2 separate regions of the Homo sapiens genome follow, and region 1 is linked to region 2. Evidence: chromatin contacts called from ENCODE Hi-C or POLR2A ChIA-PET data. All regions are on one chromosome and are shown on one strand. Each heading gives the region's core, a stretch centred on a gene start or an enhancer-like site at or near the end of the contact. The rest is flanking DNA. Distances are from core to core; before and after follow the strand shown. Region 1 holds the start of PPP6R3 (protein phosphatase 6 regulatory subunit 3). Region 2 holds the start of SNHG1 (small nucleolar RNA host gene 1).

Evidence for each region. A loop is a pair of places that touch in the nucleus more often than their neighbours do. ChIA-PET counts read pairs that join two places held with the same protein, here RNA polymerase II (POLR2A). Pooled maps may share reads with other maps.
Region 1: a pooled map shows a loop between it and region 2 (4-fold over the local background). The contact joins the promoter of PPP6R3 here to the promoter of SNHG1 in region 2. A Hi-C loop is called at or near these places in 1 of 50 pooled maps. POLR2A ChIA-PET finds 5 or more read pairs at or near these places in 2 of 52 experiments (CD8-positive, alpha-beta memory T cell and T-cell).

The regions. Positions count from the first base shown.
Region 1 is chr11:68,456,016-68,462,266 of GRCh38, reverse strand. PPP6R3 (protein phosphatase 6 regulatory subunit 3) reads right to left here and starts at 1,515. Exons shown (of 24, transcript NM_001164161.2): 1 at 1,440-1,515. RefSeq lists silencers at 1,055-1,164, 1,215-1,264, 1,275-1,644, 1,955-2,104 and an enhancer at 1,785-1,844.
Region 2 is chr11:62,852,550-62,858,725 of GRCh38, reverse strand. It overlaps SNHG1 (small nucleolar RNA host gene 1), which reads left to right and starts at 2,841. Exons shown (of 9, transcript NR_152585.1): 1 at 2,841-3,302; 2 at 3,510-3,593; 3 at 4,175-4,207; 4 at 4,662-4,708; 5 at 4,893-4,925; 6 at 5,136-5,174; 7 at 5,611-5,651; 8 at 5,887-5,915; 9 at 6,045-6,176. SNORD28 (small nucleolar RNA, C/D box 28) reads left to right here and starts at 4,031; the gene lies at 4,031-4,105. It overlaps SNORD27 (small nucleolar RNA, C/D box 27), which reads left to right and starts at 3,643; the gene lies at 3,643-3,714. It overlaps SNORD26 (small nucleolar RNA, C/D box 26), which reads left to right and starts at 3,360; the gene lies at 3,360-3,434. It also overlaps SNORD25, SNORD22, SNORD31, SNORD30, SNORD29 and LOC124900306, and 1 more gene. RefSeq lists enhancers at 810-1,785, 1,786-2,759, 2,728-2,907, 3,018-3,097, 3,735-4,709 and 1 more and a silencer at 2,608-2,667.

The sequences.
Region 1 (6,251 bases), core at 266-2,765, 5.6 Mb before region 2:
TCACCAAGAGTCGGGACTCAAATGCTCATCTGACTTCCCAATAGTACCTAAACATTTAAAAATCAAATTTAAATTAAACAATAATAGCCATTAACTAGCCTAACCACTAATCAGCCACTGAGGTGACTGTATGTGCCAGGCACAGCTCTAGCTGTTTTACATGTATTAGGGCAATTATCCTGACAAACTTATGGCTGGGACACTTATTATTATTCCCATACTACAGAGAAAAAAAAAGAGAAGCTGGGTAACTTGCCCAAGGTCACAGAGCTAAAAAGTGGTCACTGACTCCACTCCACAGTGAGGAAAACCCAACCACCACCATAACTGGGTCTCATACACTTGCTACTTGAGGCACAGTTCGGTGGTTGGAAACCTGGAGTCCCTGTCCCCCTTGAAGCCTATCTGCAACATGACCTTGAGGACAAAATCAAAGTAAACGTCCCACGAATAAAGGACACCACCCCGTCAACAAGTGCTGCGAGGATGAAAGGGAACGCCTGTCAAGCACCCCCTCCCATAAAAGCAAAACAGACCCAAAGCCCCACAGAGAAAACGTGAAGTACCAGGAAAATGACATTAAGTCACGCGGTTGAAACGTCAGGGCACGGAGGTACATCCAAAGACCCATCCCGTTCACCTATAATTAAAAAGTCTAAATTGTGATCACAGCCAGCAGGACCTCAACAGGAAACACCTCCAAGTAAACAGTGAATGGGCTTCTTTAAGAGGGAGGGACTTCAAGCCACAAGAAGGACCACCCACCCCCCCCACCCCCGGCTCAAATACACCAGGGAGGCATTCGAGACAGTTTACATACAAGCCACCTCACAGGAGTTAAAAAGCCACTGGGAAGGGTACTGGGAGCCTCGGAACTGGCTGGTGTGGATCCCGATGACTCTGCGGCGAATTAACAGAAACCCACAAAACTTGTTTCCCGAAGAGCAGAGTCCAACAATGGTCTTCGCGACTCTTGACGGCGAGTTGCTGCCTCAACTTGACGCGCTCCCCGAGGCCCCCGGGAGGCCCAGCGGGAGCGGAGACCGGGCGCGGGCCGGGCGGGGGGCGAGACTGCGGGCCGCGGCCGGCGGGCGGGAAGGCTGGAGCCAGAGCCGGGTCAGGGGCGCGCCTCGCCCGCCCGCCGCGCCAGGCCGCGAACGTCAACGAGGCACAAAGTCGCCGCCCCGACCGCGTCCCGCTCCCGGCGCCCGTCCTGGCGGGGCCCCCGGCTAACAGGAGCGGACGGGGAGCGGCCGGGAAGGACTCGGCGCCGCGCCTCCCGGGCCCGCGGAGCGACGAATTCCGGGGGGGGAGGGGAGAGGGGCCGGGACGTTCCCTCCCTGAGCCGCTGAGGCCAGGTGGAGGGGCCCCGCGCCTGCCCGCGCGCCTCGCACACCCCGCGCCGCGGCCTGCTCCGGCGCCTCCCCTACCCCCATTACCTGGAGGTGCCCACGACCCGCCGCTAGTTGCGCTCAGGCGGGAAACGCGCTCACCGACACCATCAGCGAAGCGCCCAAAATGGCGGACGTATCAAGCAGGCCTTGAGTTCCCCCCCGCCCGCCCTCTGGCCGCCTCTCAGCCAATCGCGGCCCTGCCCCCGCCCCCAGCTCCAGGCTCATTGGCCCCTCTCTCCCGCCCCCTACTACCTATTGGATCGCCTAGCGGCTCCTTTGACTACATTCCGATTGGCCCGCAAGCCTCGTCAGTCAAGCGCGAGGGGCGCATTCTTTTCCCATGGACTTGACGGATCCGGAACCTCTAGGACCCCGGAGCCTGAGAAACAAATCAGAAACGGGGAGAAACCTGGCTGGGACCCCCTACGCCGTAGCAACAGCAGGTCCTCCGCTTGACGGACGCTTCGGACCACCAATCCGAGTGGCCAATGCTTTTTAAAACTAAATTGAGCCAAGCCCATCATGGCCGTGGAGCCGGAGCCGTGAGGGATCCAATAGGGTGGCGAGCTGGCCGGGCGGGGCGGGGGCGGCGGGGGACACCGGTGGTGACGTGAGCCACAATATGCGCCGGCTGCAAAGGTTAGGCCGGGCTAGGGAATCAGCTTAAGTGGAGGAGCGTTCGTTTAGTATGTGAGAGGTAACGGGATCGATGCCTGCATTCTCCACAGGGGAATTTTTATCAGAATGATTTCCCATTGCGATCTCTTTACCTGAAAGAGGTGGCTGTCCTCGTAGCGGGGTCAAGGTGAGGGATCGCGGAATATCCCTACCTGTGACGCACCGCCAAGAGATAAGTGCCCTTGTCCTGGGAGAAGGACTTAGACGAGAACTTTTGGGGTTTGGTTTTGTTTGAGACGGAGTTTCCCTGTTGTCCCCCAGGCTGGAGTGCAGTGGTGCGACCTCAGCTCATTGCAACCTCCGCCTCCCAGGTTCAAGCAGTTCTGTCTCAGCCTCCCGTGTAGCTGGGATTACAAGTGCACGCCACCATGCCCGGCTAATTTTTGTATTTTTAGAAGAGACGGGTGTTTCACCATGTTGGCCAGGCTGGTCTCGAACTCCTGACCTCAGGTGATCCGCCCACCTCAGCCTCCCAAAGTGCAGGGGTTATAGGGGTGAGCCACCGCGCCTGGCCTGGGGTCTTTTTTGAGACAAGGTCTTGCTCTGTTGTCCAGGCTGGAGTGCAGTGGGGTGATCATGACTCACTGCAGCCTCCACCTCCTGGGCTCAAGCAGTCCCCCCACCTCAGCCTCCCGAGTAGCTGGGACCATAGGCACGCACCACTGGGCCCCGCTAATTTAATTTTTTTGTAGAGACAGGGTTTCCCTGTGCACACGAGCTTCTAAATGCTCCCCCGGGCTTCCCGTTCCCCGCCATATCTGTGCCTCCCAGGTAGGACCGAGGTCCCGGACATCAGGACCCCCGCCCCAAGAGCCAGCCCAGGACACCGAGACAGCCCACGGTTAGACCCCATGCTAATAACCTGCCTTATTCCAAAATGGATTTGAGGCGCCTCTCAGAGTCCCATGAAAATCCACAGGAGGTCACGGCGCGGTCACGCCTGTAATCCCAGCACTTTGGGAGGCGGAGGCGGGTGGATCACGAGGTCAGGAGATCGAGACCATCCTGGCTAACACGGTGAAACCCCGTCTCTACTAAAAATACAAAAAGAAAAAAAAAATAGCCGGGCGCAGTGGCGGGCGCCTGTAGTCCCAGCTACTCAGGAGGCTGAGGCAGGAGAATGGCGTGAACCCGGAAGGCGGAGCTTGCAGTGAGCCGAGATTGCACCACTGAACTCTAGACTCGACGACAGAGCGAAACTCTGTCTCAAAAAATAAATAAATAAATAAAAACAAAAAAGACTGGTCTCATAAGATTATGATATTGTAGTTGTACTGGACTTTTTTTTTTTTTTTTTTTGAGATGGAGTCTTGCTCTGTCGCCCAGGCTGGAGTACAATGGGGCGATCTCAGCTCACTGCAACCTCTGCCTCCTGGGTTCAAGCAATTCTCCCTGCCTCAGCCTCCCCAGTAGCTGTAATTACAGGTGCATGCCACCATGTCCCACTAATTTTTGTATTTTTAGTAGAGATGGGGGTTTCACCATGTTGACCAGGCTGGTCTTGAACTCCTGACCTCAGGTGATCCACCCACCTTAGCCTCCCAAAGTGCTGGGATTACAGGCGTAAGCCACCGCGCCCAGCTGTACTGGATCTTTTCTATGTTTAGATACACAAATATTTACCATTGTGTTACAGCTGCTTTCAGTATTCAGCACAGTAACATGCTGTATGGATGTGTAGTCTAGGAGCGATAGGCTATCCCATATAGCCCAGGTGTGTAGTAGGCTAGACCATCTGGGTTTGTGCTAAGTATACCTGTGATGTTTGCAAAGGACAAAATTGCCTAACGATGCATTTCTCAGAACACGTCTCTGTTGTTAACTGTACTAAGCCATTTTATATATGGGACTTGAGAATCCTTGGGGGTCCCAGAAGCAATCTCCCACGGATACAGAGGGACAACTGTATCTACCAGCCCGTGTACGCGCCACGAAAAGTACTGTGCTTCTGGGGAGGCTGCAGACAGGGCAGACCTTTCTCACATTGATCCTGCTACTCAGAGAGGCATGGAGGAACATAGTCAAGCCGGAAGCCAGCCTGGGAGGTGTGCTCTGTGTGGGGGTTAGGGAGGGGATTCACAGGCTGATCACCTGGGCAGGGCGGGAGCGGCCATGCCAGGGAAAGAGGCCGAGGCAGCAAGGTGGAAGGAGCACACCCCGTGGAAGGCAGGGTGGGGCTGATCTCAGGTCTGGGGCAACAGCTCGAGAAGCAGGTGCAGAAGGGACCATGGAGGCTTTGGAAGCCAGGCGGAGGAACCTGGGTTTATGCTCAGACCATGGGAGCCAAGGAAAGCTTCCGGGCAGAAGAAGGGCTGGCCATACTCTAGAGAAGATGGCTGGAAGCGAGAGCAGGGAGCACCAGGTGTAGCACAGGGCCAGAGGGGCAGCTTGGAGCTGGACTAAGGAGCCCAGGAAAGGTTTCAGAGAGTCCTGGGACTGGCTGGTGCCTGAGAGGGAGGCTGGGCCATGGGCAGGAGGGGGCAGCCAGGGCTGGGCTCCCGTCCGTCCTTCCGTGCTGGGGAGCCCAGGGAGGACCCAACACCCCCACCGACCCTTGCATCCCTATACTCACTCATCATCAAAGGATTTGCCAGTATCTGCACCAGGCTCCTCCATCCCTGACTCTGAGGTGGGTCACAGGGCCATATACATTATAATGAAATCATATAGTACCTTGCCCAACGTAAGTGGGCCCCTAAGGTCTCCACTTATGGTTTGCTTCTAACCTAACCAGAAGGTTGAAGTCAGGGAGGACTTCCTGGAGGAGGAGGTATCTGAGCTCAGCCTGGGTCCTGAGAGCCATGGGGAGCTACTGACAGGCTTTAAGCAGAGGAATGACTTAGAAGCTTTGCATTCTACACAGATTGACGTCTCTACCCTAAAACTTCTAGATTTCAGGGATCACCACCTTCTGTCTTTCCTCCTGATCCTTTTGTAGTTTAATGTTTCATATTAATATTAAACTTTTCAATCCATCTAGACTTTAAAAAAAACCCCATAAATATATGTACCTGCTATGTACCCGCAAAAATTAATAACAAATTATTAAAAAAACACACATGTAACTGAATAGTTTCAAACATATTCAAAAGCAGAGAGAAGAGCAGGCTGCATGCTCAAGCACCCATCACCTGGCTATCATGACTTAAATTTTGGGAACAGACTCAGAGCTGCCAAATTTTAATTTTTTTTTTTTTTTTTTTGAGATGGAGTCTTGCTTTGTTGCCCAGGCTGGAGTGCATTGGCACAATCTTGGCTCACTGCAACCTCTGCCTCCCAGGTTCCAGCGACTCTCCTTCCTCTGCCTTCTGAGTAGCTGGGATTACAGGCACACACCACCACGCCCAGCTAATTTTGTGTTTTAAGTAGAGACAGGGTTTCACCACGTTGGCCAGGCTGGTCTTGAACTCCTGACCTCCAGTGATCCGCTTGCCTTGGCCTCCCAAAGTGCTAGGATTACAGGAATGAGCCACCACACCCGGCCCCCAATTTTAATTCTGTAATGATTTTTTTTAAGTATTTACTATTATCATAATTTCATAAAAGAAAGGACATGCTAACACACACATACACTAACACAGGAAAAACTAGCTCTGAATAAAGAAGAGCTTAAATTGAAGAAGTTCAGGCCGGGTGTGTGGCTCACACCTGTAATTCCTGCACTTTGGGAGGCCAAGGTGGGCGGATCACCTGAGGTCTGGAGTTTGAGGCCAACATGGAGAAACCCCATCTCTACTAAAAATACAAATATTAGCTGGGCGTGGTGGCGGGCGCCTGTAATCCCAGCTACTCGGGAGGCTGAGGCAGGACAATCACTTGAACCTGGGGGCGGAGGTTGCAGTGAGCCGAGATTCTGCCACTGTACTCCAGCCTGGGTGGAAGAGCGGAACTCTGTCTGAAAAAAAAAAAAAAAACAAGAAGTTCAACTTGAAGGGAAAAATGCCGTATTGTCTTTCCCTTTGTTATGTCACCAGGGCACAGTCCATCCCAGGCTGGCGCTGATCCACGGGCTGGAGAGGGGCTGCCCCAGAAGAGGACATGCCAGGAAGGGCTTGGCTGGTGTTCAGGAGCCCAGGCCAGGTCAGGTCAAGAGGTGTTGAGGCTGGACGGGAGAGGCCAGCTAGGGGCTCATGTAGGATATGAGGGGTCGGCCCATTTCAACGTGGAAACTGAGCTCTT
Region 2 (6,176 bases), core at 1,592-4,091:
CAACCCCCTCTTCGAGAAACACCCACGAATGATCAATAAATACTAAGGGAACTCAGAGGCTGGCGGGATCCTCCATATGCTGAACGCTGGTTCCCCGGGTCCCCTTATTTCTTTCTCTATACTTTGTCTCTGTCTTTTTCTTTCCTAAGTCTCTCGTTCCACCTTAGGAGAAACATCCACAGGTGTGGAGGGGCAACCCACCCCTTCACTCTAACTCCTGACCTCAGGTGATCCGCCCACTTTGGCCTCCCAAGGTGCTAGGATTACAGGCATGAGCCACCACGCCCGGCCAAAAAATTTTAAATTCAACATTTCAACGTGAGTAAATACACAATTCTGGACTTCTGGATTCTTTTGAAAACTGACTATCTGATCACACAGAGACAATATTGTCGCAAGGCAACAATCAGCTGGAGCTGTGAAAGGGCTGCCCAGTTCACCAGAGTCCCAACTCAGTTCATTTCACTTACCTACATTACTTAGCTGATTTCTGTACGTGAGTTGGAGACCCCTAACCTAAATCCCCTCTTTTCCACTTCCACTGCCATTATACTTGTTAGCATTGAATCCTCTTGCCTAAACTACTATGGCAATCTAATTAATGCCCTTGTCTCCATCTTATCCCCCAATGTCTTATCACTTTCCTACTTAAAAACTCTCCCCGGTTTTTTTTTCTTTTCTATGTATAATTCAAATGATTTAGCTTTGCATTCAAGGTCCTGCTTATCTGGCTTTCCCCAGGAAATACTTTCCAGTTTTATATTCTAATACTCCCCTTTTGCCCATCTTTCATGAATTGTAGCTACACACTTCCTTCTTTTTCTAGCACCAAGCTTGTGCTCCAGTTGTTCCTTTAACTGGAATTCCCCTCCCAAGTCTTTCTACCCTTTCAGGCCCAGACACTCTATAAAGCATTTCCCGACTGCCATTCCCACACACAACCTCCCCAGCCTTGTCTGTCTACTCTGGGCCATCTTGATTTTCCAGTTTATCTGTCCCACATTTTTTTTTTTTTTTTTTTTTTTTTTTTGAGACAGGGTCAATCTCAGTCATCCAGGCTGGAGTGCAGTGCAGTGGCTTGATCACAGCTCATTTGCAGTCTCAACCTCCTGGGCTCAAGCAATCCTCCCACCTTAGCCTCCCAAGCAGCTGGGGCTACAGGCATGCACCACCGCTCCTGGCTAATTTTTTCTATTTTTTTTGTAGAGATCGGTATGGGTTTCTCACTATGTTGCTTAGACTGGTCTTGAACTCTTGGGCTCAAGAGATCCTCCCGCCTTGGCCTCCCAAAATGCTGAGCCAGGCCGGGTGTGGTGGCCCACCCCTGTAATCCCAGCAGTTTGGGAGGCTGAGGCAGGAGGTCACCTGAGGTCAGTAGTTCGAGAGCAGCCTGGCCAACATGATGAAACCCCGTCTCTCCGAAAAACACAAAAATTAGTGTGGCATGATGATGGCGGGAGCCTGTAATCCCAGCTACTCAGGAGGCTGAGGAAGGAGAATCGCTTGAACCTGGGAAGCGGAGGTTGCAGTGAACAGACATCCCGCCACTGCACTCCAGCCTGGGCGACAGAGCAAGCCTCCGTCTTGAAAGAAAAAAATGTTTGGCCGGGCGCGGTGGCTCACGCCTGTAATCCCAGCACTTTGGGAGGCCGAGGCAGGCGGATCACCCGAGGTCAGGAGTTCAAGACCGGCCTGACCAACATGGAGAAACCCTGTCTCTACTAAAAATACAAAATTAGCCGGTCACAGTGGCGCATGCCTGTAATCCCAGCTACTCAGGAGGCTGAGGCAGGAGAATTGCTTGAACCCGGGAGGTGGAATGCAGTGAGCTGAGATCGGGCCATTGCATTCCAGCCTGGGCAACAAGAGCGAAACTCCGTCTCAAAAAAAAAAAAAAAGAAAGAAAAAAATGTTTATAAAGTGTGCTTGTACACGTAGATGTTTACCACAAACGACTGAACTAATGTTGTCCGGTCTCAGTAAAACAGTCTATAGCTGACTGCAACCATATTGATCAGGCAGGAGTTGCAGCAGGCAGCACCGCCGGAGCTCTTTAGGGTTCCCCATCAATAAAATGGGGGTTGTCATCCTACCTAGCTCTTGGGATTTTGGTGGATTAATCGATTCATATAGTGTGCTTAAAACGGTGCTCCATAAATGTTAGCTAATGTTGGCCCGTAGTAGTCCAAGATCTAAAGAAAACGCACCAGAAGGCAGGACATAGGGAACCAGTTAGGAAAAAATCAGATCCTGTCTTCAGTGAAGCACTTACGTCCTGACATACTTTCCCGAAATGGCCCCACCAAAGGGGACCTCCTCCCGAGCTTAGCCCGGGATCCAGTACCTGAGTCGTCCCCCGCGCTGAGACCCTGGACACCAGCCTCCGAATGTGAGCCAGGCAACTGGCGCGGAATCGACACGACGGCGATCGAGGCTTCAGGAGGCTGTAGCTCCATGGAGGCGGATCCTGCACACAGGTTTGGGGTGTGTGGGCAAGGGGCAGCTCAGAACAGGGTTAGAGGGTAGGCAGTCGTGACCGTCAGTCCAGGATCGCCGTGAGGCAGTGATCTCACCGCTCCTGCCACATGCACTGGGTGAGAAAACCAAGCCGCAATGCGGTCGGTGAGCCAGCACGCTCCCGTAGGACGCATGCGCGCCTTTTTCGCGCCGCAAGTTCAGGTGGCGCTTTGTCTACGCCCTCCTTCCCTGGAACTCTCTACCCACAACTCCCCGGGGTCGCATGCGGTCAACGTATGCGCGTGCGCTCGCCGTAGCCCCGCCCCCAAATCCCGTGGGCCTCTGCGGCATGGTATTTAATCGTCTCCCCGGGGAGATTCGTTCTCATTTTTCTACTGCTCGTGGTAAGTGGCTTCGTGGTCTTTATAGCTGTTACTCTTTTGTACTTTGTCTTTTTCTTTTATTTTCTTTTGAGCGATTGTGCGAACATAGCATAGCACGCACTATGCCTTCTGTGTTGTAGCTGCCTGGCCAGGGCGACTGGCGGATAAGGTCTTGTGCGTGGCCTCGAGGCTTAAAAGTAGCAGTGGGGCTTTGTGAAGGACAAAATGGCGATGGCGGGCCGTGTAGGTCCCCCTTCCTATGATGAGGACCTTTTCACAGACCTGTACTGAGCTCCGTGAGGATAAATAACTCTGAGGAGATGGGCCCTGCAAGCCTCTTGCTTAGCCGTCTGTTCAGAAAATAGCGTTTTCGAAATGCCCTGAGTTGACCTAATGTCTTATTGGGCTCCTGTCTGCAGGATTTACGCGCACGTTGGAACCGAAGAGAGCTCTGTTGTTGCAGTAAGTTCTTACGGCCATTTCTTAATCTCTGCTCTTTCGTTGAGTGTGTGGAAGTTGCTACGGGGATGATTTTACGAACTGAACTCTCTCTTTCTGATGGATTAGTGGAGAAAACAGAAAATTCTGAGTAGCACTGTACTGTACGCAACAAATGTCAGGGCCCTATTGATTTGTCTGAGGTGTTAGTGAAGGGTGTTATTTTTTCAGATGTTCAGCCCACAAGAGCTTACTGGTGAAGGAATGGGACAAGACCCATCTTTATGCAAAGCCAGCGTTACAGTAATGTTCCAGGTAGGTGTACATGGTTTATGCTCTTACAGAGGAGACCTTGTAGATAACCACTCCATGATGAACACAAAATGACAAGCATATGGCTGAACTTTCAAGTGATGTCATCTTACTACTGAGAAGTGAGAGAGAGGTCTTAAGGGGTCTTTGAATGACTATTTTTAGGTACATAAAATGCTTTCCTCTGTTGTCTACAGCATCTCATAATCTATCCTGGGGAATTCAGCTGCCTCCCAGGGTGAATACAGGTAATTATCCAAATTGGTGTATGTCATCTTTGTAAATGTTCAAGAAAACAAGTGGCCGGCGGAACAATGTTTTTTGGCGCCTTCCATCTTGTTCCTCTTGAAATGATTTTCTGGGGAGGGAGATCGCAACCCGGTACTACAGTTCTTGTAAGGGTGTGCTGTTACCCTCATCCATATATCGATCACGTTACTGTCAGATGATTTGAATTGATAAGCTGATGTTCTGTGAGGTACAAAAGTTAATAGCATGTTAGAGTTCTGATGGCAGTTGTTGTTTATGAATAAGCTTCATTCCATCCTAATACCTTAAAATAACTAATTTGCTTTCCTTTCCAGGTATTCCTGATGACAGTCTGCCTCTATCTTACAGTAAGTTGTTTTTCGAATTCTATGGGCCTATTATCTAATAGATAACTTAGCCATTTTGATATTTGTTACCAAAGCCTGCTTAACCCATAAAGTTTTCTGGTTCCTCTTGTTCTCTGTAGTGATGTTTCTAGATAGATGCCCACTGATATATGCCCCTTTTTTCTCAGATAGATGCCCACTGATCTGCCCAGGGTCAGACGAATGCTTGTCAGTTGTAGCTTTCCAGGATTCTGCTCCAATGAGGAGGAAACATCCTGCCTTACCCCTGTTTTAGCCTGGGAACCAGTAATTGTGAACTCACCAGGGTTAACATGAAGAGGGCATGAGAGCTTATTCCATAAGGAATTGTCTGAGACATTTGGTTACCTTTTCTTAGTTTGTCCATTAGCAACCGTAACTAAAATAGTTTTGGCTGTTTGGGATAATTAGCTAATTGAATGATTTTTTGATTCAGGAGCAGCTTGTTGCTATATACCATTGAAAAGCCTTCAGAGCTGAGAGGTTAGTTGATATTTTTTGTTCCTTACAGCTTATGCCACCAAGTAGGCAGTTTCTATGATGAATCAAACTAGCTCACTATGACCGACAGTGAAAATACATGAACACCTGAGAAACTGGAGAACGCAGGGAGTGGGGGGTAACCATGTCTGAGGAATCTTTCACCCACAGCTTTGTTTTTCTCTAGGTACTACTAACCAATAACCTGCTTGGCTCAAAGGTGAGTAATTTCACGGTATTCAATGCACTCAGTATATAGGGTAGGAAAAAGTGCCTTTTTAGGCCTGTGTTTGTGATGACTTACATGGAATCTCGTTCGGCTGATGACTTGCTGTTGAGACTCTGAAATCTGATTTTCTGAGAATGATGGGTGGGAACAACATAATGCGGGATATGAGAAGCACTACTGACTTGGTCTTCCTCCTTTCAGGGCCAGCACCTTCTCTCTAAAGCCCAAGAGGAGTTTGAGGTAAATGGCTTTGCAATAGTTACCATCAATGGCTGCTATATAAAATTTTCTGTGATTTTTGTGTGTGATAGCACTGTGGTCTGGGTGAATGTACACAGACATAACTGGCTTAACCCAAAGTCTTTGATCTCCTGAACCACCAGTGATGAATTGCTGCTCACCAGTGATGAGTTGAATACCGCCCCAGTCTGATCAATGTGTGACTGAAAGGTATTTTCTGAGCTGTGAGCCTGCCTTCCAGTGACATGTTCTAAAAATTGCAAGTTATTTGAGGAGGCTTTACAGCCAATAGGAAGTTCTTGGGCTAAGTAGTGTTTCCTATAAAATGTGCCCTGAAACTTCTTTCTGCCAAGCAATAGATACAATTGAGAGATTGTAAAATGTGACATAGAATGAAAGTCTCTCAAGACTACATTTTTCTTTCTTGATTTTGCAGGAAAACTAGGTGTCTGTGTTCACTCCAGGCTGAAGTTACAGGTGAGTAAACCTAAATGTAAGGTGGACTATGCTAAAAATTCCCAATGAAGAAACTTTCACATGTCTTACTCTCTGTCCTAGTCCCAGAGCCTGTAAAGGTGAACCCACTGGGACTGGCTGGGGGAGAAGAGGAAGATTTGTTCCAGAAGGAACTGTCTGAGGGATGATAAAGATTTCTATACAGAGAAAGGGAGTAATCATCACTTGTTGAAAACATTGGTTTTATTTTTTCCAGGTCTGAGCAAATAAGGTGTATAAAAAATGGTAGGTATCTGTTTAAATATTTAACTGATTTTATAATAGCAACCTTTTGCTCCTAGGTTACATAGTGTTAAATATTGTGTTCATTTGTATTTTCCAATCCAATAAGAACTTTTTTTTTTACCTCTGCAGGAATCTGTCTTGGAGGACATCAGAAGGTGAATTTTCCAAGTTCTTGGACAACCTAGCTGTTGAAAAGCTTTCTGGGTTTGGGGGGTATTTCAGATGTACCTTAAAGTGTTAGCAGACACAGATTAAGACACT